Regions from separate parts of the Homo sapiens genome. Here all the other regions are linked to region 2. The links are chromatin loops, found by intact Hi-C in ENCODE. Cell type or tissue: HCT116. All regions are shown on one strand.

Region 1 (8,000 bases), 400 kb before region 2:
TTTGATGAAGGTGTTAGATATACAGAATCACTCTAATACTATGTCTGAAAAAAAAAATACTTCCCATTAAAGAGCAAGGTTGTAGGAACATTTTGAGGGCAGGAAAGGAAGAGCAACTCTTCACTCTACGCTCAAAAAAATCTCCCGCCTGGTCTCTGATAGCTTCATTTCTTTTCACGAGAAAATAAAGCATTACATTTCATAAAAGACAAGGCTTAGAAAGCTGACTTCAACTACTGTCATATTCCCAAGGGGAGCAAGGAAACGCAGGGGAAAACACAAGGCATACCCATTTTACAGATAAGGAGACTGAGGCTCTGTGGGGAAGGTTTAGCCGGTTGGCTGGGCTTGCGGGTGAGTTAGAGGAGGTGGCACTGCTCCAGCCCACATCCCTGGTTCTCAGGCATCCCTCTCTCCCGGGCTCCTCCATTAAACTCTGCGTGCCAGCCCAGGGCACCAATCATGGGCAGAGTGGGCTCTCCGCTGCCTCGTGGGGTCCCAGCAGAATTAACTTTCATGAAGCAAGTTAGAGAAAAGTTAAGAAGAGCAGCCTCAATGCAGGTTGCTAAAGCCCAGCCCCACTGAGCAGGTGCACGGAGCCAGCCTGCTGTTCTGCAAGCACAACCCGCTAGATGCCAAACCAGTGTGTTGCAGGTGGTCTGAGCCAGGAAGTAGATCTGAAGCTTCAGGGTAGCTGTGTGAGTGAAAAAAAAAAAAAAAAAAAAAAGAACGTGATTCCTATCTGACCGATGACTCAGAAGTATGAACTGGGGGGCCTTTCCTTCCTGACCCACCTGACAGGGCCATGGCCGACACAGCCGTGTGTACACCAGTGAGCCTGTCACATCGCGGGTCTGCTGTGACATTCTGTCGAGCCCGAGGCAGAATCCAGTGTGAGCAGATTTCTCACGCTCCAGGCTTCCCTCACAAAGCTGCGTTTCCCTCAGCTACTTCTTTACCTATTTGGAAAGAATAGCAGGAAAAGGAAAGATGGATCTTGGTGAATCTTCCAAAAATCCTGTACTGGATTCCAGAGCTGGACTACTCAAAGGTGTGAAATTGGATCTCCTCCTCTTTAAAAACTCTTTTCCTGGGGTCTTCATACTCCCCACTTCTTCCTCTCCCATAAAAACCTGGTTTTAGGAAGGGAAGACATCAAATCATTCACCTGGAGGAGTACATGAATAAGAGCACCTTACCATGTACTTGCCTTTTAACAGAGATCAAGAAACATTTTGCAAAGGAATGAGTGTTACCAGATAGGAAGTCGTGACTGTGAGTTGTCCAGGTTCTTGGCGTGTTGGACAAAGGATTTAATAAAATGCACAAAGCAACAAAGGAAGGAAGCAACGAAAGTGCAGGTTTATTGAAGTGAAAGTACACTCTATAGAGTGAGAGTTGGCTCGATCAACGAAGCAGCTCAAGAGCCCCATTTAGAATGTTCTTTGGGGTTTTTGTTAAGCTGAAATAATTTGGTAACACCCCTAGATTCCCTTTAGAGGCCTCCAATTGGTTACCCGCTATGATGGATGGGCCCCCAACCAATCAGAGGCTGAAGTGGAAACTTCCGTTTTGTTATCACAGGAGTGAGGTTGTGGCCTGTATGCTGCCTAATCTTGCCTAGAACTGGCTGCACCTGCTGTTCCTTTGCTTATGCCTTAACCCTTGGTTACCCTAATTCCCTATTCTCCTGCCTTATAAGGGTGGTGCTAGGCATTAGCTAGGACACAGATGGGGCATCTTAGACAGAAGAGGCTCATTCTTCACTCAAAAAGCCACACCTGGTTGTCTTTTTTTTTTTTCTCTAGTTCAATCATCCAGCTTTGTCCTGGACCTGGTCTGGGCGCACCGTGCTGGAGAGAGACCTGGCCCAGCCCACCAGCACGGCTTCTTCAGAGGACCTTTCTGGTCTACCTGATTCACCACAGCTTGATCATTTGCAGCCTGATTTTGCAGTTCATCTCTTTGTATTCATATGTATTCTGACTCCTCATTTACCCTATAAGATCATCTGAGGGGTAAAACCTGACCATCTTCCTTGTTCTTTCCTATCCTGGAAGGTCCATGTGATTTTTGACAATGAATATGATTTCTGTTTGTCTTTGGAATGAGTTTTTGCATTTGATTATCAGGGGGTTCGATGTTTAGGGATTTCTACTCTCAGTGAAATCTAATGCCACACCTGGCAGGAATTGGGTCCTTTTAACATGAGACTAAAATCCAATGAGCCCAGGCCAGGAAGACCTGATTCACAGGGGCCAGGGAGGGTGCTCACTTCTCCACTTCTGCACGAAGCCACCTCCAGTCTGGAAAGAAGCAACTCTTCCATTATCTGTTGGAGATTCCTTATTGCTTATAAAGTAGGAGTAAACAGAGTGTGTGAGATGTTGACCAAGCACGATGGGATGGAACAGATGCCCTCTCATTAATGCAGAGCATATGGCAGAGTTCTGTAGCCATTCTCAATAAAATGGAAAACAAGGTACTTTAAAATAAACACAGCTGGACACAGTCGAGAAAACAATGGTGATCTTTATTTTGCAGAAATGAAGTCAAAGTGTTGCTTACTGGTTGTCAAATAGCCACACATGAAAGGGGCTGGAAACACAGCCAATGTTCAGAGTTAGAGTCACTGCATTGGAGACCCAGAAATCAAGAGTCCTGATCACACCAAGCAGGCTAAGAGAGGGCTGGGGAGGGAGATTTCCACCCTGTCCTTTTCGGTCCCTGGTGCTTCCTCGGCCAGTGTGAGTACAATGATTTGCACAACTACTGCTTTCACTTAATGCAAAAATGGACTGATGTTTTAAGTTGAATCCAGTAGTTCAACCACTGGAGCTTCAGAAGGGTCCACAGCCCGCCCCTTTCTGCCGGAACTGTCTTATGTTATCATCTAATCAGGCATCCCTGGCCATTCACCAATGGTCCGAGAGTTGGGACCTCGTTGATAAATGTATTTATTCCGAATTTAGGTGTAAGTCCCTTCCAGGCAGTGCAGCAGAGCAGAGGATAACAAGGAGACAATTTGGTTTTCTCCATTTTGTTTAGGAACACACTTTTTACATGAGTGCCTTAAGTGCAGCTGCCGTTTCCTACCAAGCAAGACAATGATCAGCCCTGCTTTGTTTGTTCCCACAGCTCAGGAACCTGGCTCAGAGCTGCTCCTCAGTGCCAGCTGCTGGACTGGACAAGATTTTAGGCAAGGCACGGCCACACACCAGGTAGGTGAAAACCCACCACACTGAACCGCTGCCAGGGAGCCCATGAAGGCACTGAGCCTCTCCATGAACAGAGGCCTAACCTCAGCCTGCCTGGCTGATCTCATCTCTAGGGTGCTTTACATGACAGCAGCAGAGTGTGAGCCTGCTGCCCGGAGGAACTATGCAGGTGTAAGCAGCACCCAGCTTGTCCTCAGACACGTGGCAGCCCAGGGGCAAAACATCAGGTTGTTCACGAATCACCAAGGTATTTTTGGCATCATGTTATTATACTCCAAAAACAACCAAAGAGCAGGGGAAAAAAAAAACCCAATTCACAAAAGTAAAATGCAGTCCATCTAAGAGGGTTGTTTAAGTTTAAAGTTTTCTTTACTGAATTGGCCCAAACTGGATAAGCATTAATATCCCTCCCTAAGGCTCCCAGCCAGGCGGGACCAGGCAGAACAAAAGCTTGAGCCAGTTACTGGGCATTTGCCACAGGCCAGACGCCCTCACCATAGCCACATTGCATCATTCATCAAACCCACCTCAGGAAGTGGATGCGGTGATTCTCCCCGGGACACTCTGGGAGGGGGTAGCACAGATAATGAGAAAGACTAGGGATCCCAGGTCAGATATGGGGAATGCCAGAGCTTCGGGTCTTTGCATGAGTAAGGTTAGATAAGCCCGAAAGAGCACAACCAAGGGTCCGCAGAGAGCAGCAAATCAGAGACCACGCCAGGCAGTGGACAGCCCGTGGTCAAGCCCAAAGTGACCTCCAGGAAAGGAGGACATCCCTGTAATGACACTGCAGCCTCTCCCTTGCCCCAGCCCCACTCCCAGGGCACAATTCCAGGCTGCCTGGGGCACCAGAGCTCACATCCTCCCAGGCATGGGCAGGAGGGTCACCGACTGGCGCTGGAGGCTCCGCTGCTGCGGCAGAACCACGGGCTCCCTGCAGAGGGAGCCCTGACCCCTTCCGAGGCAGCAAAAACTAGCCGTGCTCAGACCTCCCTCCTGAGTGAAAGGTTCTGCAGTGTACACAGGTTGTTTGTGCTGGAAGCATTTCCACGGAGCCACAGCAGTGGATAGCTGACACGAAATTCCCTGGCTGTCTCCCATCGTTTGAGAATTAAGGTTATATAGCTGTTATCCGCACATCCTATCAGCCTTTGGGTTACAGGCTGTGATGTTGACTTTTGTGAAAGAAGCAGGGAGCGATGGGACAGGGAGAAAGGCCCGAGGGGGCCATTTGCAGGCACAGCCCTGTCCTCACCCGAGCCACCGCCACCCCAGAGTGGGGTAGCTGATACCCGGCAGGTTGCTGTTGGTGACTGAGCAGGTGTGGGGGGATCCAGATCCAGAAGAGAGGAAGGCGGGGAAGAAAGAGGAGTGCAGAGAGGGCTGAGCCTGCAGCGCTGTGCACTTAGGGGGCTTGCTTGAAGCCTCATTATCTGGGACATAACTGCAGTCAGACGGACTAGGGGGCTCCAGGAGGCTGATGATGTGAAAGGTGATGACAGATTTTCATTTTCCATTAGGAGATGAAAACTGCTTTCCCAAGCTCTCCAAACAGAAGAGAGACTTGGCTGAAGGTCTAAGTAATGCCTGAGGCCTCCAGGAGGGCCAGCGTGTCTGGTCGGGACCACGGTGCACCACGCAGTATTTGTTCCCCGGGGAAGCCACTCCTCTGCTACTGCACTCTGGAAGAGACTCCTGGGTCTCACAAGGGGGTGGAGGTGTCCGCAGAGGCCCTTTAAGGGGTGTGGTTAGAGAAGGCTTAAATTTGCTATCTGGGAACCTCATATCTGAATCTACACACCATGATTTTAACAATCATTTTTAGCGGTTATAACTTCAAATAAAGATTTCAAATTCTATATGGACGCTAATGATCTATTCCAAGCTAATATCCACAGTAGAGGAGAATGAGAAAATCTTGAATGGGAATCCAGTTTGTAGAAGAGTCAAATGATTTTGAGTCTCGAGTAAAGACGCTGCCGTGGTACACAGTATTCAAGACAGCACGTGAAATTAAAATGTGTCTAACTTCCGCTCCCGTCGATGAATTTCTGAACTTTTCCCCCGTGTTAGGGCCCAGGTCTCTCCAGTGCTTTCCAGGGCTACTATCTATAATTGGCAAATGATCCCCTCATACTATCCAATTGTTCTCCTTCCGAAGACCTACAAAAAGAAACCTGATTATCTTGCCAACTGCTCTGTGTTACCAGATGTTTAGTTTGAGAATATGAAGTGTACCTGTGAGAGTATCCAAGCGCAAAACACTTCTGGCCCAAGCTGGCTAGTCTGATCATGAGACCAAGCCTCAAAACCTTGAATTTTATATGAGCTTGACCCAATCAAATAGAACTTAAACATCTCCTGGAAGAAGGGGCAATGTCTTCATCCTCTTTGAGACTTCCTCCTACTCATGGGATTCCGTAGAGTGCTTTGCATACAGCAAGTGCTGAATAATTGAATTTTCTGCCCTGTGGTCACAGAGACCACACCATCCAAATGCCAGTGATAATCTTCAGTGACATTTACAGAGTCTATGTGAATCAGACTAACCACATCTTTAAATCCTGACCCAGTTTCACTCAGATTTGGCTGGACAACTGCCCTTAATAGCCCAGCTTCCAGACTGTCAATCACACAGCGATCTCCTGGACACCTTCTGTGAACCTGGCACAGAGATCAATGCTGGGGATGGGAAAATGAATACAGCAAGGTGTTCCAACATAGTGACAGGTGAGCAAGTCACTACAGGACAGGGAGACAGGTGTTAGAGACAGAGAGGGTGCTGGGCAGGCTTAGAGGAGGGTACCCAGGTCTTCCCAGGGGTCTAAGGAGGCACCACCCAGAGGTGAGATTTGAGTCGGATTCTGGTAAACATGGGAGTTTGCTGTGCCAGGCGAGGACCCTTCCAAGCAGAGAATAGCAGCGTTCTGAATGCCAGGGCGAGTTTGAAGGGTGCAGGGGACGCCATTTGAATTTGTGAGGCTACCTTGAAAACAAACAGGATAATAAGGGACAACTCCACTTCAGATGTCATATGTTATTCCTTTATTCATGGAATTCCTACTAAAGAGTGAGTCCTCAATATTTGGGAGGACATGAATGAAGCCCTTTGAGAATCTGCTTCTTTAAAAAAAAAAAAAAACAATCTCTGCCCCTCTCCCCCTTGAAGCAATCCTCAGACTCCTGTTTAAGAAATCCTGGTGTAGACTATAAAGTGCTTCCACCACGCTGCACCCTCAGCTACACTTGCAGATGCACTGGGGCTCTATTTCCCTGCCTCTGCCTCCACTGCCTGGTTTCCCTTCAGAACCACCCAAGTCCTTTTTCCCAAGAGATGTGTTGAGACGTGAAATTTCCCAGCGCTGAGCCTACCACCACACTCGGAGACTGGAACCCGCCACACGCCTGGCCCTGCAGACGAGCTAACACATGGGCAGCATGGTCCTGCCTCCTGCCCTGCTGCGGCGTTTCTCTTGAGCCCAGAGGCACCGCCTTAGCTCACTGTGTCCACAAACAGAACATTCTGGCATGGCCTGAATACAACTGACTCTTTAGATGACGGTCTCTGATGAGATCAACCAAATCAACAAATGTAATGAAAAGATAAGAATTGTTGATGTGCACAACAGGGCAAACTGAGAATCTGGGGCCTGATTTATGTCCTTCTGCTGCCAGTGATTCCTTCAGTTTGCCCCTTCTTTCTCTGAGCTTCTGGTCCCCCTTCTGTACGCAGGGGGTGAGGATTCCTGCCCTATTCATGAGGTAGACGAGAATTAAAATCAAGTGAGATGATGAGGGGGAAAGTGCTCTGAACTCTAAACCTTCTAAAATACCAAATATTATTATTATTAAAGAAATTATTGGGAAACTAATGATAGAATCACAGAGGGAAAATGGCATTTTACTACCACTCAAGAGCAAAATCTCAATAGAAAAACCAAAACAGCCAGCCAGTAGACAGGGAATACATAGCATCTGGCATTTGTTATAAGGTATTGTAAATATTTTTTACTTTTATGTGTTTATTATACAGTTTCAGAAAGGAAAAGGAAAGAAAAGGACCCAAGAACTCTCTGCTTTGTTGGATCAAGTGCAGGTTCTTCTAGAACACCGGCGGGTACAGAGTCAGGGCTCAGCAATGTCCGCTCTTATCGCGAAAGAGCCTGCTGACCTTGGAAAGACGCTGCTAAGACAAAGAGGCTGCCTAGGAAGGGGCCAGCCAGGCTGCTGTGGAACAGCTGGGCAGGGCCCTCAAGGGGGAGTCATGTCCCCACCACTCCCCCAACCCCCATTTGCTCCACCAGCCACTGCTTTTTCTAACACTCCACAACTTTGCCATCTGACTTCAGACTGGCTGTGGTGAGGGCTAGGATAGGTTGAGAGAAATGCAGGTGACCTCAGTGGAAAGCAAATCAAGCAAGGCACATAAAAGATCAAAGGTCGTTCAACAGATCTGTGAAGGTTTCATCCATTCACTGTGGTTCTATTTCCCTGCCTCTGCCTCCACTGCCTGGTTTCCCTTCGGAACCACCCAAGTCCTTTTTCCATAGTGCCTGCACGTCCCACTTCCAGGCACTATGCTGGGGCTGTGGAAATGAAAGAGACCACGTGCGTTACAACAGACGAGACAGGCAGATGAGCCAGACAAGTAGGTGACACAGGTTTGCAGGGAGACACCCACTCTAGGCTGCAAGTGGTCCCTGGGTTGAAATGCGGAGAGGGCCTCTTGGCAAGCAGCAGAGAGGGGCCAGGGTTAGCACACAGAGCCTGGCGAGATCGATC
Region 2 (8,000 bases):
TTTTTTTAAACTGCCTCACTTTTTGGAAAAATAGCCAGCAGCCCTGCTTGGACCTGCTGCTCTACGAGGGGCATGATTTCCTGGTATCTATATGAGGGCGATGCTGCCTAAAGTCTGGGTACTCCGCCCCACTCAGTCATGTGTTCTGAAACAGCCTGGGTGCTCCGGCCTGGACCTGCCACCTGGCTGCGGGGAAACCCCTGGTTCCCATCTGCGCTCCCGTGTTCTCTTAGCACAAACCACACCAGCAGAAGCGCCAAAAATGTTGTGGATGTGAGAATCAACCACGAAGCAAACTGGAAGCTTGTGCTAAAAGAAATGGGAAAGAACAGGGGAGGAAAAAAATGAAAAAGTCTCGATATTGGAAAATTTCACCATGGGCCAAACAAAATAGCAGCTGGTGGGGAGCTTTCAGAAACACTTTAATAAATTGAGTGTAATCAGGTGTGTGAATTATGGCCAGCTTCATGACTGCTCAGTTTTTAGAATTTTGTGCAAAGAAGTTCACATCTCTCAGGCCATTATTCAATTCTATCAATGTTTATTTCACCAGTATCTCTAACGCGCCAGGCGCTGGGTAGGGTGTTAGAGATAGGCATGATTAATCAAAGCACATGCTTGCTTTAGAATTTCACTTAAGCGCAATTAAACATAATATTTAGTTTCCTTATAACACTTCAGGAGAATTTAAGAAGTAGAGCTGAATGTCTAGTGAGAAAATACTATGCTAACTAGAAGGTTTCTCATGAGAATCTGGAAACATCTCTGCTTTAATCTTTTTCAGGAACTTTATCTTTAAAAGAAAAAAAAAAAAAAGAGTCACATTCCAAAGCAGTGACATGTGAAAGTCAAGAGACCTATAAGTTCTTGCAGAGTGTCCTCTGCGCTCCTGCCCCGGAGGGCCAGGGACGGTCTGTCCTTTGTAACACTCACCTCAGCTTCTGATAAGATTGCAAGAGCTGCCCTCCAACTGTCTCATGTTTGCCTGCGAGAGATATCCATAGAGGGCGTTTATTATTAAGAATAGCACTTAGCTAATGTAAATACAGGAAATAGTAGATTAAAATTATTTTCTCTAGTATCATTTCTTGTGATTAAAAAGTAAGAGATCATTTTGAGGTGATAGAAATGTTCCAAAATTAGAGTGTAGAGATGGTTGTACAACTTTGTAAATTTACTCAAAATCATTGCATTGTAGACTGAAAAGACACATTTTATGTTATGGAAATTGTACTCTCCTAAAGTCATTTAAACATACACACACATTATGAAACCATAATTGTTGGGAATGACTACTTTTATTAAAAGTTGATATTGGATTAGATTTTCTAAATCTTCCATTCGTCCTTTGGAAACATTTCATAATGGAATGAATCTATTCCTGTAAGCTTGCCTTGTGATGAAGATTAAATTAATCTTTTAAAAACTGTAATCTACTTATTTCTAGTTACAGAGGCTAATAATTTCCTAAATAAGACTGCATCTGATATAGTACTCTTTTTGTTTCAAGAAAAGAGGTTTTTATGATGTGTTAAGACGCCAGAAATAAAACTCAGCATGTTCCCAGTTCTGTGAACACAGTGTTCCCTGGCCAAATGCATAGGAAGAGACCAGTCCTCGTCCAGCAGGGGGCTGGGAAGGAAGCAGCATTCTCCTGCTAAGGGAGGTTCCCAGAGGGCTCCACTCTGCCCAATACACAGACCAGAACACCGGGCCTGCCACCCTGGGAGGCAGTCTAGCTCCTGTGCCGAAGCTTGGGGGATTTCAGCCATTCCAAAAAAACCATTTACATATGGAAACATCACTTCCATAAGACCCACTGAAGGACACGGACAGTAAGAAAATCAGATGGGCTGGCCTTTGGGAGGGCAAATAGCATGTGATGTTAAGCTCTCAACACCAAGCCCCAAGCCTCAAAGGAAGAAGGCAGCCCCTAGATCAGGGTCCTTAGCCAGGCTGGCCATAGCGAGTGCAGGAGTCTTTGAAATCATGGCTAAAGTTCCGAGTCCACCTGCCTGTGTGCATTTTCTGGGGTTCATCTGGGGGACATCTGGCTTTCACAGGATTCTATAAGGCACCTGTGACCCTTCCCCTCCCCATTAAGAAATACTTCCCTAAGACAGAATGAAAAGGTACAACACAGTCTTGCCTGAAGCCCGGGCACTCAACTAGTAGGACCAGCTGGTCAGGGACCAAAGCTAGCACCTGCAGGAGCCCCCTGAGAGAAAACATCCAGGTCCAAGCAAAAAACAGCCTGACTGCAGTGTGCTGGCCATGGAAGCAAGAGAAAAACAGCCACGCTGCTCATCCTGCCCATCCTGGGGCGAGCACAGACCTGGGAGACAGCTGGTGCACAGCAGTCTGCGGGCGGCAATATACCACAGGGTGCTCCTGTCTCTGGATCCCCCTGCCCTATGTGGCCTTACAGCCATCACTGTCACCCTGTTCCTGGGTCCCCCATGCCCTACGTGGCCTTACAGCCCTCACCTATCACCCTGTCCCCAGGTCTATGTGACCTTACAGCCCTCACTGTCACCCTGTCCCCAGGTCTATGTGACCTTACAGCCCTCACTGTCACCCTGCCCCGAGTCCCTCCTGCTCTATGTGACTTTCCAGATCTCACTGTTACCCTGCCCCCAGGTCCCCCCCCGCTGCTCTATGTGACCTTACAGCCCTCAGTGTTACCCTGCCCCGGGTTCTTCCTGTCCTACGTGGCCTTATAGCCCTGTCACCCTGTCCCCAGGTCCCTCCTGCCCTATGTGACCTTACGGCCCTCAGTGTTACCCTGCCCCGGGTTCCTCCTGTCCTACGTGGCCTTACAGCCCTCACTGTCACCCTGCCCCGGGTCCCTCCTGCCCTATGTGGCCTTACAGCCCTCACTGTCACCCTGTCCCCAGGTCCCTCCTGCCCTATGTGGCCTTACAGCCCTCACTGTCACCCTGTCCCCAGGTCCCTCCTGCCCTATGTGGCCTTACAGCCCTCACTGTCACCCTGTCCCCAGGTCCCTCCTGCCCTATGTGGCCTTACAGCCCTCACTGTCACCCTGCCCTGGGTCCCTCCTGCCCTATGTGGCCTTACAGCCCTCACTGTCACCCTGTCCCCAGGTCCCTCCTGCCCTATGTGGCCTTATAGCCCTCACTGTCACCCTGCCCCGGGTCCCTCCTGCCCTATGTGGCCTTACAGCCCTCACTGTCACCCTGCCCCGGGTCCCTCCTGCCCTATGTGGCCTTACAGCCCTCACTGTCACCCTGCCCTGGGTCCCTCCTGCCCTATGTGGCCTTACAGCCCTCACTGTCACCCTGCCCTGGGTCCCTCCTGCCCTATGTGGCCTTACAGCCCTCACTGTCACCCTGCCCTGGGTCCCTCCTGCCCTATGTGGCCTTACAGCCCTCACTGTCACTCTGTCCCTGGTTGTGGCAACAGTATCCTGAGGCACAGTCACCAAAAAGCCACATCCCTCTTAGAGAATCTGAGGCTATCACACTACCACCTGGAACCCTTCAGTGACTCCCTATGGCGTGGTCTGAAGTCCAGGCCCACGTGGCTTCCGGGGTGCCCCACCCTGCGGGGTCACCCCTCCGCCTGCAGGCCTTGCCCTTTCACTCCAGCAAACCAATTGTCCCTTATTGCCCTGCCTACCCGGTGAGGCCGGCCCTGCCTGCACGATTACTGTCACCCCCACCTCGTCTCCTCCTGCTATCCCCCACGGGCAGTTCTGCCTCAGGTCCACATCTCAGACCCCAGCTAGGAAACCTCCGCTTCGGCCCGGGTCGCAAATCCCCCGCGTCCCCGCTGCGGCTCCTGCACGGACCGGGCGTGCGCGTGGCTTTCTGCTGCCCCCTGCCGGCTGCAGCGACGCGGGGCACAGGCGGGGCCTGGGTCAAGGCTGGAGAGGGAACGTTGCACTGTGCTGGCCCCAGGGAGGGGCCCGTCACAGCTGCTCAATTCCGCCCTATGACAGCAGCCACAGACAGTAATAAAGGGCAGGCGTGCCCGTTCCCACGAAACTTCATGGGCACTGAAATTTGAATGTGTCACAAAGATTATTCTTTTGTTTTTTTTTTTAACCATTTAAAAATGTAAAACCCGGCCAGGTGTGGTGGCTCACATCTGTAATCCCAGCACTTTGGGAGGCTGAGGCAGGCGGATCACTTGAGGCCAGAAGTTCGAGACTAGCCTGGCCAACATGATGAAACCTCGTCTCTACTAAAAATACAAAGATTAGCCTAGCCGGGCATGAGGTCACACGCTTGTAATCGCAGCTACTCGGGAGGCTGAACTCAAGAGGCAAAGGTTGCAGTGAGCCCAGATTACACCACTGCACTCCAGCCTGGGAGATAGAATGAGACTCCATCTCAAAATAATAATAATAATAATAATAATAATAATAATGATAATAATATAAAACCCACTCTTAGTTCACAGGACATATGAAAGCATGCAGGGGGACCCGCAGGTCCCACTCTGCCCCCTGCCTCACTGCCCCAGTTGTGGGCTGTTGCTCTCAGCAGGGCAGGGGTTGCTAGAGACACAGAGCCCCAGGCAGCCTCCAGCCTGCAGAGCCCCAATCCCATTGGAGCAAGATCCGGGCAGATTTGAGAACTCAAGGAAGTTGGAGCAGCACTGCCCTGTGTGGCTTTTACCAGCCCACTGTTGACTGTCATTTCACTTCTTCTCTTTGATTCCTCAGTTGTTTCTTCCTAGAAGCTTCCTTAAAGAGCCCTGAATTTTGACCTCTTGTTAACATGTCAGTATTCGCGCAAGGAGCTGTGAGATGCTCACAGACAGGCATCCCTCGAGAGGCAGGTGTTTTGGACCAAGGGCCCCCACCACCCTGCCCGGTCTGGCTGGCGAGTGACTTTAGCAGGGATACCCGTCTTTGCCAGGGACAGGAACAGCTGCAGGCCAGGGCCCAGGTCTGAGGCTGCCAGGGCTTGTCTCAGGCACATGGCTGGTTGGCAGCCGTGTCTGCCAGGCACGGCGCGGAGCATTTTGCACACATTTGCTGCTCGGGTGGTTGCCAGGTGTCATCCCAATTTTTTTTTTTTTTTTTTTTTTTTTAAGACAGAGTCTTGCTCTGTCGCCCAGGCTGGAGTACAGTGGCACGATCTTGGCTCACTGCAACCTCCGCCTCCCAGGTTCGAGTGATTCTCCTGCCTCAGCCTCCCAAGTAGCTGGAACTACAGGCGCCCGCCACCACACCTGGCTAATTTTTTGTATTTTTAGTAGAGATGGGGTTTCACCGTATTAGCCAGGATGGTCTCGATCTCCTGACCTTGTGATTCGTCCGCCTCGGCCTCCCAAGGTGCTGGGATTACAGGCGTGAGCCACTGTGCCAGGCCCCCAATTTTATAAATGAAAAGCGAGGCTCAGGGATAAGGTGTCATGGGCCCAAAGTCACAACGTCTACAAGTGACAAAACGGATTTTGTACCACAACTTGCCTAAAAAGCCTGCAGGAAGTCAGAAAAAGTGTACAAATATAACTTAGGGTGGGGAGCGGGTGGGGACAAGACCAAAACGGGGATAGTCGAGGGCTGTACAGACACGGGGTCACCGCTCTGCTTCTATTCGAACATTTTCCTAATACAAAGCCGGGGGGAAACGACCACCTGGAAACCAACAACCATGTCCCAGAAAGCTGAGTAACTTCTTTTCCCCCCCTCTTGTTTTTGAGACGGGGTTTTACTCTGTCACTCAGGCTGGAGTGCAGTGCTGTGATCATAGCTCACTGTAGCCTCTCACTCCAGGGCTCAAGCGATCCTCCCACATCAGCCTCCTCCAGGAGGCAGAAGAGACCACTTGAGGCCAGGAGTTTGAGACCAGCCTGGGTAACTTAGTGAGACTATGTCCTATAAAAAAAAAAAAATTTTTTTTTTTTTTTTTTTTGAGACAGAGTCTCACTCTTGTTGCCCAGGCTGGAGTACAATAGCGCGATCTTGGTTCACTGCAACCTCCGCCTCCCGGGTTCAAGTGATTCTCCTGCCTCAGCCTCCCAAGTAGCTGGGATTACAGGCGTGAGTTACCAGACCCAGCTAATTTTTTTTCTACAAAAAAAATTTTAAATGAGCTGGGCATGGTGGCATGTGCCTGCAGTGATCCTCCCATCCAGCTACTCAGGAGGCTGAGGTGGGAGGATAGCTTGAGCCCAGGACTGACAGGCTACAGTGAGCTATAATCGCAGCACTGCACTCCAGCCTGAGTGACAGAGTAAAACCCTGTCTCAAAAACAAGAAGGGAAGGGGGAATCTAGACACACAGGCAGATGGGCACAGAGGGGAGACAATGTGGAGACAGCCCCGTGACCATCAGGGCAGAGACTGGGGTAATTGCTGAGACCCACTAGAAGCAGGAAGAGGGAGGCAGCGTTCTACCCTAGCACCAGCAGAGGAAGCATGGCCCCACTGACACCTCAATTTCGGCCTACCAGCCTCCAGAACTGGGAGATGATACATTTCTGTTGTTGGAGGATCCCCAGGTTGTGGCACTCTGTTACTGCAGCCCCAGGAGGCAAATCCAGAGGCCGCGGGTGCTTGAGTGACTACCTGCCTCTCCACTGTCCCTTTCTGCCACCCCCATCTCCTTCGCTCAGCCCCAGTCAAACAGAGCCTCCCAGCTGCCTGTGCCCACTCCAGGCCTTGTGCCTCTCCCCACGCCTCCTCCCCCCCAGAACAGCTCTTCATCTACACCCCAGCTCACACTCCTCCATGACCCTCTCCCCATGGCTCCTCCCCCCAGACAGTCCTTCATGTACACCCCAGCTCACACTCCTCCATGACCCTCTTCCCACGGCTCCTCCCCCAGACAGCCCTTCATCTACACCCCAGCTCACACTCCTTCATCTACACCCCAGCTCACACTCCTTCATCTACACCCCAGCTCACACTCCTTCATCTACACCCCAGCTCACACTCCTTCATCTACACCCCAGCTCACACTCCTTCATCTACACCCCAGCTCACACTCCTTCATCTACACCCCAGCTCACACTCCTTCATCTACACCCCAGCTCACACTCCTTCATCTACACCCCAGCTCACCTCCTTCATCTACACCCCAGCTCACCTCCTCCATGACCCTTCTAAGAGTTCATTCACAGGGATTCCATGACTGTCCTCACCAGGCTGGCCCCATTGTGGTTACTGTGCACGCCTGCACTAAAACTCCTCTGACTCCACTGTAATCAATATGCATCTGTCTCTCCCCTTTTTGAGGACATGGCCTCATCTTCTGCATCTCGCTGTCCCTGGTACCCAGAAGAGGGCTTGCCATATAAGAGGTGGTGCTTATAAATACAACAGGCCAGGTGCGGTGGCTCATGCCTGTAATCCCAGCACCTTGGGAGGCCAAGGAGGGCAGATCATGAGGTCAGGAGATCGAGACCATCCTGGCTAACACAGTGAAACCCCGTCTCTACTAAAAGTACAAAAAATTAGCCGGCCGTGGTGGCGGGCACCTGTAGTCCCAGCTACTCAGGAGGCTGAGGCAGGAGAATGGCATGAACCCAGGAGGCGGACCTTGCAGTGAGCCAAGATCGCTCCACTGCACTCCAGCCTGGGCGACAGAGCAAGACTCCGTCTCAAAATACATACATACATACATACATACAACATCAGTAGCAACCAACACTATTTTAACAATAGCAGGAAGCATTACTTCATTTGAGCTGTACAACCAAATGTGTATTAACACAAGGTCATTGGTTTTGCACAATTTAGCTTACATGTAATTTCATTAATTCATTCACATTAATTAAGTGCAATACACACAGGTACTTCGAGAGAGATAAGAATAAGTGACGCCGGGTGTGGTGGCTCATACCTGTAATCCCAGCACTTTGGGAGGCTGAGGTGGGAGGACTGCTTGAGCCCAGGAGTTCAAGACCAGCCTGGATAACATAGCAAGATCCCATCTCTACAAAATAAAATGTTTTGTTTATTTGTTTATTTATTTATTTATGAGACAGAGTTTCGCTCTTGTTGCCCAGGCTGGAGTACAATG
Region 3 (8,000 bases), 430 kb before region 2:
ACATCCACGCAATTGTGCATCCCGAAATCCTCAGGCCTTTTTTTTCTTTACGATTTCAAGTAAAATTCCATTTCTGCTACAATGCCTGCAGGCCACAATAAATAATATCTCCAGCAATTTCAGCTTTCAATGTCGCCACAATCCTCGTGCCAAATTTAATCAGAAAAGCTGAAGTTGCAACCCCCTCAGCTATGAATGTATAAATGTGTTTTCCCTTTCACCATATAATTGGGATAATAAATGTAACTCCCACAGAAACATCAGTATGCATCTGAAATGGAAAAAGGATTACATAAATCATCCCTGGACTTGGGGTATAAACTCATGCACATATTTTTCATTCTACTCTGTCAGTTGCACCAATAAATGCCAGAAATGGAGAAAGAGAGAGAAACAGAAACTTTCGGTAAATTTGCTAGAGCTATTATAAGTAAAAGTTCAAGAGTTACCTGAACAAGAACGTGAAACTGATTAAAAGCAATAACAATATCATACCACCCTTTCTGTAATAAGGTCAAATTAGCCACAGCTTGGTGGCCTAATTTGCCTCCTTTGCCCCAACCAGCCCTCTCCCAACCCCTCCCCACCATTCCCCTGACATGGCGCTTGCTGTGCCCGTTTCTCCACTGATGGACGGGCCCCCTGCCCTTTGCAGCCCGCCCCCAGCATCTTCTATGTCACCCTGTGGGGCCCACTTCTGTGTCACCCTAAGGGCCCTATTGGCCTTTAGTCAACTCTGATGGTGGGTCACGGGGCCGGTATAGTCCCCATCCAGTCCTCAACCTGACCCCCAGCCCAGACTCTGAATCGTGTGAGGGTGGGGTCCATGTCTTCATCTTTGCTGTTCAGCTGCAAAGCAGGGAGATTCCTAACAAGTCCTCAATTATGCCCCCTCCCCCCAACTGCAACATGACTTGGTGGACACTCCTGTCAAGAGGTGAAGTATGTCTTCACCCCGCTTGAAGCTGGGCTTGGCCAGTGGGACATCAACAAGGTGACAGGTGAGGGAGCCTTGCCCCAGCACCGCATGAAGGAGGAGCCCAGGCCAGTCAGCCAGCCGGGGGATGAGCCACACGTTGCCCTAGCTCCCATCGGCCAACCACAGGCCACAGGAGGGTGCCATCCTAGACCACCTGGCCCAGCCTGCCCACCAAGTGGTGAGAAATTATCAAAAGCCATTGTTTGGGGGTGAGTGGATAATGCATACATGACAGGAGAGGGACTATCTTAGTTTGCACACGCTCTGTCACCTTTGCCTACACACTCCCTGACACTGTAGATAGAGGACTCTTAGGTCCTAGAGATAGGTGGCCACAATTTCAAAAACACTCAGCACATTCATAGCTAATTATCCTGGAACTTGGAAGCAGCAAAGGCCCATGTTTGGGGATTACACTGGAGTCACATAATGTCTGAGAGGCCAAAATGACTCAGGAATACCCCACTCCCAACTTGCAGGGCCCCCAGATGAAGTATCACTCACTGCCTGAAAAACACAGACTCTACCCAGAGCTGCTGCATGTCCCACACGTGAGGAAGCTGGCCTCGCCTCCAGTGTGGATGCACATATGTGTGTGCACACAGACACACGTGCACGCCTGCATACATGCATGTGCACACACTGGTGTATGCACAGACTGTGCACAAGCAGGCACACACTTCCATGGCGGCAGTGCTTTGGCACGTGCAGCCCCATTGGTGACGGGTCCCCTGGCCTGGCCAGCCACAATAAGAGCTTGCTGCTTTCCAAGCCAAGGCAAATCGTCAGCGCTGGTGGCAGAGAAATTGCTCTCCAGCTCTGAGAGAAGGAAACCCCAGCCTCGGGGATTGGGGGGTTTGATTCTTCCCAAAGAGCCCTTATATGCTATAAGACCTCATGAGCAGTGTGTCTTTCAGGCCACCCTCCTCCTGAGGCTCATATGCCATATTCTCCCACACAGAAATGAGCAGTGACCCCTGGACAGATACACCTGAGACAAGGAGGACTGGGGCTTCCTTCTTGACTTCCTAGGAGACTTTCAGAAAGGTTACTGCTGGGATACAAAGAATGAAAACAATGAAAAACAGTGACAGCTTTGCCTTGCTACACTATCCGTTAATTATTTACATTTCCATATACGTCTCTCCTCTCCCCACTGCATGTAATTATAAGCTGTTCTTGGGCAAGAATCACATAATTTTAATATTGTTAAGCAAAATGCTACAGACAACATGAAATACATTGTGACTTGAATCAACATGAAAAGAAGTAATTAATCTCAATGTCGATTATTTTTAAGTGATTACAGATCCAGTCTCCACCGATAAAAGGAAGCAAAGAGTGGAGTTCATCAATACCAAAATAGATTTTCTTGAATCCAGACAATTTGGATGGCCTGGTGGAGAGAATGCAGGACTGGGAGTTTGAACACCTGCTCTATGTGTGCATTCCTGGGTCTGCCCTCAATCAAATACATGATGCTGCTACACTGACATATTCATCTGGACCTCAGTTGCATCATTTGTTGTTCACACAAGCTCAACACTTGACCCAGTGTTAAAGGGAAAACCTGCAGACCTCCACATTTGAATTACTTCATTTTTACTGTAATAACACATAAAAATACACAATTATAAAATAAGGTGTAAGCTGGACATATAGCGCTTAAGTATCACCAAAGTACATTTTTAAAGTAATTAGTAACAACACTAAAATCATTAGAGTTCAATTGGCCAAACTAACATGAGAGAGGATGTCGCATTTCTGAAACTGAATTGCCACCCATCACTGAAGGTGGACTGAAGGCACAAGCCTTTTGCGCTGGGCTTGCTTATTCCATAGTGTGCTGCGGTTTTCGAACTGCAAAACTTTTACTGGTACAGGGAGCCCAGGCTGTGCTGGCAAATGTGAAAACAGAACTGCAGTGCAGGACGTGATTGGAAAGCAATCATCCACATCTCCCATAAGATGCTTATATTTTCACTTTCATCAAAATTTAAACCAATTTTTAATCTTGTAAAGAATTCAGAGGCTTTCCAGATTGTGTCACAATAGTCTAGCTGGGGAAACTCTGTAATCACAGACCTGTAAGGACCTTCAAGATTTAACAATCCATTCTGCTCAAATTTAACCTTGTGGGAATCGTAGAAACATCCACTGCAGGGCATGGATCTACCACCAGAGGGAAACAGAGAGCCATCGTGGTAAAGAAGTGGTGGCAATAGCGACAGCCTCCTCCCTGTTGGCAAAGAGCTACTTGGGCCAAGCTGCACGGCCATTCTCCCCCATGGATCCTAAAACAGTTCAACTACAATATGCATGTGGTGGGTATGCAACTAATACATACAAACTCATTCCTTTAGTCAAATAAGAGGGTTCTCTCTTTTTATTATTTTCTCTTGATTTACTTGTTTATTGAGCAAACTTTGAGTGCCTATTGTGTGCAAGAAAAGGCAAGTCTGGGTGTGCACTCAGGACTCAGGCTGCCCACAGAAATCTGAATTGATTTCTAACCCGAGCTGAGGTGACAGCTCTCAGAGGTTCTGTCTCCAAAATTCCCTAGTGAGGATCTTCGCAAAGCGCAGGGTCTTTGCGGTGGAAAGGCGGGAGGGTGTTTGAAACAGCAACAGGAGATAAGCGGGGTGTGTGGCTGAGCTGGGAAAGGAGGGGGCATGCTGCTTCGGCTGCGACCAGGATTCGTCTCTATAGAAAATAATCTGTCTGAAATACCATTCGGCCCAGCAATCCCATTTACTGAGTATACACCAAAAGGAATAGAAATCGTTCTGCCATAAAAACACATGCATGTGTGTATACATTGCAGCACTGTTCACAATAGCAAAGACGTGGAATCAACGTAAATGCCCACCAATGGTAGACTGGATAAAAAAAAATGTGGTCCATATACACCATGGAACACTATGCAGCCATAAAAAGGAACAAGATCATGTCCTTTGCAGGGACGTGAATGGAGCTAGAGGCCATTATCCTTAGCAAACTAATGCAGGAACAGAGAACCAAACAAGGCATGTTCTGACTTAGAAGTGGGAGCTAAATGTTGAGGACACATAGAGGGGAACAAGAGACACGGGCCTATCGGAGGGTGGAGAGTGGGAGGACAAAGATCAGGAAAAATAACTAATAGATACTAGGCTTAGTACCTGGGTGATGAAATAATCTGTACAACAAACCTGCATAGTTTATCTGTATAACAAACCTGGACATGTTCCCCTGAACCTAAAATGAAAGTTACATTTAAAAAAGAGAAAGAAAGAAAGAGAGAGAGAGAAAGAAAGAAAGAAAGAAAGAAAGAAAGAAGAGAAAGAAAGAAAGAAAGAAAGAAAGAGAAAGAAAGAAAGAAGAGAAAGAAAGAAAGAAAGAAAGAAAGAAAGAAAGAAAGAAGGAAAGAGAAAGAAAGAAAGAAAGAAAGAAAGAAAGAAAGAAAGAAAGAAAGAAAGAAGGAAAGAAAGAAGGAAAGAAGGAAAGAAAGAAAGAAAGAAAGAAAGAAAGAAAGAAAGAAAGAAAGAAAGAAAGAAAGAAAACGAACTAAGGAAGAACTCTGCTTTCTAAGCCATTCATTCAACCCACCAAGCAATTCCTGAGTGGCAGCTGTGTGCTCCCATGTGGTAGGTGTTTGGGTATAGAAAATGAGGAAGATATGTAAGACAAGCTCCCCATCCTCACAGAGCTCCCCATGATCTGGCTCAGCAAACAAAACCAATATGTGAAAACACGAGAGAAATCAATACTAAGCGGATGCTGGAGAAAATGAAGGTGTAAGGAGCCGGGAGGAAGGGCAGGACACCACTGTGAATGACGAGCGAAGGGGCACCAGGGAAGATGTGGTGGAAAGGAGCAATGGGGATCCTAATACCTGTAATGCAGCCCCTGGTGGGGGTGTGATGTAGCTTTATAAGAAATGTCTGTGCAGCCACATTGACTTTCCTGGGGGAAAATATCATAGCCTTTGTGGCAGGGAGGTGGCTGAGGCGAGAACCAGGGCTGGTCAGCAACAACACCCACATTGCAGGAGCCATCCCTCAGCCCTGCCTCGCAGCCTTCCCTGTTGTGGCTGGAACCCCAGGGGCGTCCCGTGTGGACTGTGGCCAAACCCTTCCCGTGTGTCCTGCCCACAGCCACCCGCCGCCCCTTCTGCCCTCGGTGCTTGCTCCAGCCCCCGGTGCCACAGACTCCCTGCCGCTGCCACAGGCGTGGGGTGGAGGGCAGGGCCTCCTCTCCATTTTCCGGGGCACTGCGCCATCTCTGCCTCCAAAGCAGGATCGCCTGATCGCCTGGGCCCCAGGCCTCACAAAGCCCAGCCCCTCACAACTCCTCCCACAGGTGCCCTCTCTGGAAGGGTGCCAGAGCCTTCCCGTCCCCTGCCTTGGACCCTCTCTGCCAGCTTCTCTGCCCAAGCCCCCTCTCTCTTCCAGCCACAAGACAAAGCCTCATCTCTGCTTTGCACCAGAAATCACAAAGTATCTTTTTCTTCTGTGTGGCCCAGGGTGGGAAATGGTTGTTCCTGGATCCTGTCCATGAATCTGACCTTGACAGCAGTTTGTGTACCCTGAAAGGGGCCAAAGTAAAAAGAGAGGAGGGTGAAGAATCAAAATCAATGTTGCATTCAGAAGTCAAGTGCATAGAGAGAAGCTGCTCCAAGAATGACCACAAGCGGTCTAATCTATTTACAAAGTTTTGTGTCAAGAGATAAGTCCCGGCCTTTGGGTAGGAAAGTTTGGTAAAGCTGAAATTATGGGAAATTATGGTTTTGTTTCTTTAAACTTGGAGTTTCCACTCCCTCATAAACATCCATTCTTTCAAAAAAAAAAAATAACAATTACACACCTAGAAAATTCCAGGCATCCTCCTAAGTCTGGGACTACAGAGAGAAAAATAACACAGCCCCCATCCTAGAAAAACTCAGTGTGCTGTGTACTAGAGGCAGGTATATCCACATACAATTGTAATTCAACCAAAAGTCTTCATGGGTGCACGTGTGTTTGTAAAATATGCCACAATTAGAGCCTCTCAGCACTCAGTTTTCATGGTCCTGGATATTTTAATTTCATACACAAGATTAAAGACAGCTAGGGGCCACTAGAGGTGGGGCTACCACCCTGTAGGCTTGGATAAGAAAACATTCAAAGACCAACAAGAGACCAGAGGACCACACACAACATAAGCCATTAATAACAGAATGTGGTGGCCGAGGAATCCCCAGCCACGACTGAGAGGAAGGGATGCTTCTTAAACCTGATGCAACTTTCTTTAGTATTTAGGGGAAGGGACAAAAGTTACACTTATCAAAACAGCAAAGCGTGCCAAGGAGTGGCTGCTGTAAACACCAAATAAGACGGAGGTCAGGAATCAGATCCGGGGGTTACAAAGCACAGCAGGAAAACCAGACACCCAGACAGAAAGACAGGCCCAGGGAGCAGGTCAGATGGAATGGCGTCTTGGTCACCTGGGGTGGCCATGACAAACTGCCACGGACTGGGGGGCTTGAGCAGCAACAACAAAAAAATCATCTTCTTTCCATTTTGGAAGCTGGAAATCCAAAATCAAGGTGTGGCAGGGTTGCTGTCTTCCGATGACCCCTTTCCTTGCCTTGCAGACAGCCCTCCTCTGCCCGCGTCTTCCCTCCATACATGTCTGTGTCCTACTCCCTTCTTACAAGGACTCCCATCATCGTGGATTAGGGCCCACCCTAATCACCTCATACTGACTTCATCACCTATTTAAAGACCCTGTCTGCAAGTACAACCACATTCTGAGGTACTGGGGGCGAGGACTTCAATATATAATTTGCAGGGGGGTTGGGGACACAATTGAGCCCATGGCAGATGGCAACCTTGGTAGGCCTCTCTCCCTACTAAGCACGTGCCTCCCTTGGGGAGAGCAAGAAGCTACTGGTGAGGATGAAGGAATTCACGCCGCAATTGGGAAGGACCAGACAGCAGCATCTGACCTGTGAACCTCAGACCCCAGCAAGGCACAGAGCTATGGCAAGGAATTCCGGATGTGCTGTCCAGTTACAGAAAGAACAATCCACAAGAATCCTCAGCTGTCACGGAGGCTTGGCTGTTCCCAGACAAGGAGGTGGCTCCTCCCCAGTGCTGCAGGGCAGATGCCCCCAGGCTTATGGAGGGCGGACGGGCTGCAGGGAAGCGAGTGTCCTCGGGACTCCTGAGATGAGCGGGGTCTGCTCAGCAGCTGCATCAGAAGCACTCGGGACCTGTGGAAACACAGACTGCTGGGCCACCCCTTCTCTAGGATTCCCGGGTCTGGGGCGAGGCCTGCCAGGGTGCGTTCTTCACCAGGTCCCAGGTGGTGCTGACCTGGGAGTCCATAGGCCACATCTGGAGAAGCCCTGGCTTGTGGGAAGTCCCACGCCCTGTTCTAGCATCATTTTCTCATTCTCAGTCCATCTTTCACCTGGTTGAGGTACATCTTCAGGAAAGATTTTCAGGGCAGCCCCACCTCACAGCCCAGCGTGCAGCCTCTGCTCCCAGCCTCCGCTTTGGAGGGTGATGCTTGGCCTCTCTCTGGCTTCACTTCTTCCCACCAGCTGAGGAATCCGAAAGGCCAGAGAGGTGTGCCCACCACAGACCATGTGCCCCTCTGGTCCCCTCCTGACACCCAGGGCCCCGGAATTCCTGGCCACAGAGGCCCTAAGTCTGCTCTCAGGGTCCACATGGGCCTCCTGCCAGGTGTGTCTCTGGCGACTAATCAGGGCCGGACCTCCCACAGTGGAAGGGGCAGTTTCCTCAGAGACACACGCAGTGGCTTGGGAATGGAAGAACACCGGAACGGCATTGCTATTCTGTTAAGAAAGCGCTGATGGTGGGGCAGGGGCAGGTGAGGCACCGAGCCAGGCTGGGCACTGCTGTCAGGCGGCAGTAAGAGCAGGACCCAGCTCCACGCGATGCCACCTTGAGATGGCGCCACAGGTGACTGGCGTCCCCTTGTCCTGGAGCAGAGCTTCCACCAGGGCCTTCAAGTAATCATGAAAAATGAGAGG

The links. Peaks named below come from ENCODE experiments on the same cell type or tissue, not always from the same donor. Only the 100,000 strongest peaks of a DNase experiment are listed, where the experiment ranks them.
Region 1: it touches region 2 in a loop (7-fold over the local background); 33 of 110 quality-filtered maps call a loop at or near these places.
Region 3: a loop joins it to region 2, with 7 times the contacts of the local background. A loop is called at or near these places in 37 of 110 quality-filtered maps.

Annotation. Positions count from the first base shown.
Region 1 is chr6:159,100,443-159,108,442 of GRCh38, reverse strand. It overlaps LOC112267968, which reads left to right. Exons shown (of 5, transcript XM_047419645.1): 2 at 3,139-3,221. LOC124901449 reads right to left here and starts at 1,431. Exons shown (of 5, transcript XR_007059837.1): 1 at 795-1,431; 2 at 290-694. RefSeq lists a silencer at 594-663. In HCT116, a CTCF peak has its summit at 4,150 (motif pointing right); DNase peaks (open chromatin) are centred at 1,522 and 4,163.
Region 2 is chr6:158,700,215-158,708,214 of GRCh38, reverse strand. It overlaps SYTL3 (synaptotagmin like 3), which reads right to left. Exons shown (of 18, transcript NM_001242394.2): 7 at 934-985. Among named protein-coding and RNA genes, the nearest start is that of SYTL3, 54 kb to the right of the region's middle. RefSeq lists enhancers at 1-468, 3,316-3,365. In HCT116, CTCF peaks have their summits at 1,633 (motif pointing right) and 3,834 (motif pointing left); DNase peaks (open chromatin) are centred at 894, 1,634, 3,560 and 3,904; H3K4me3 peaks cover 2,031 bases; H3K27ac peaks cover 5,999 bases.
Region 3 is chr6:159,130,078-159,138,077 of GRCh38, reverse strand. No RefSeq gene overlaps it. Among named protein-coding and RNA genes, the nearest start is that of FNDC1, 35 kb to the left of the region's middle. In HCT116, a CTCF peak has its summit at 3,152 (motif pointing right); DNase peaks (open chromatin) are centred at 2,855 and 3,157; H3K4me3 peaks cover 378 bases.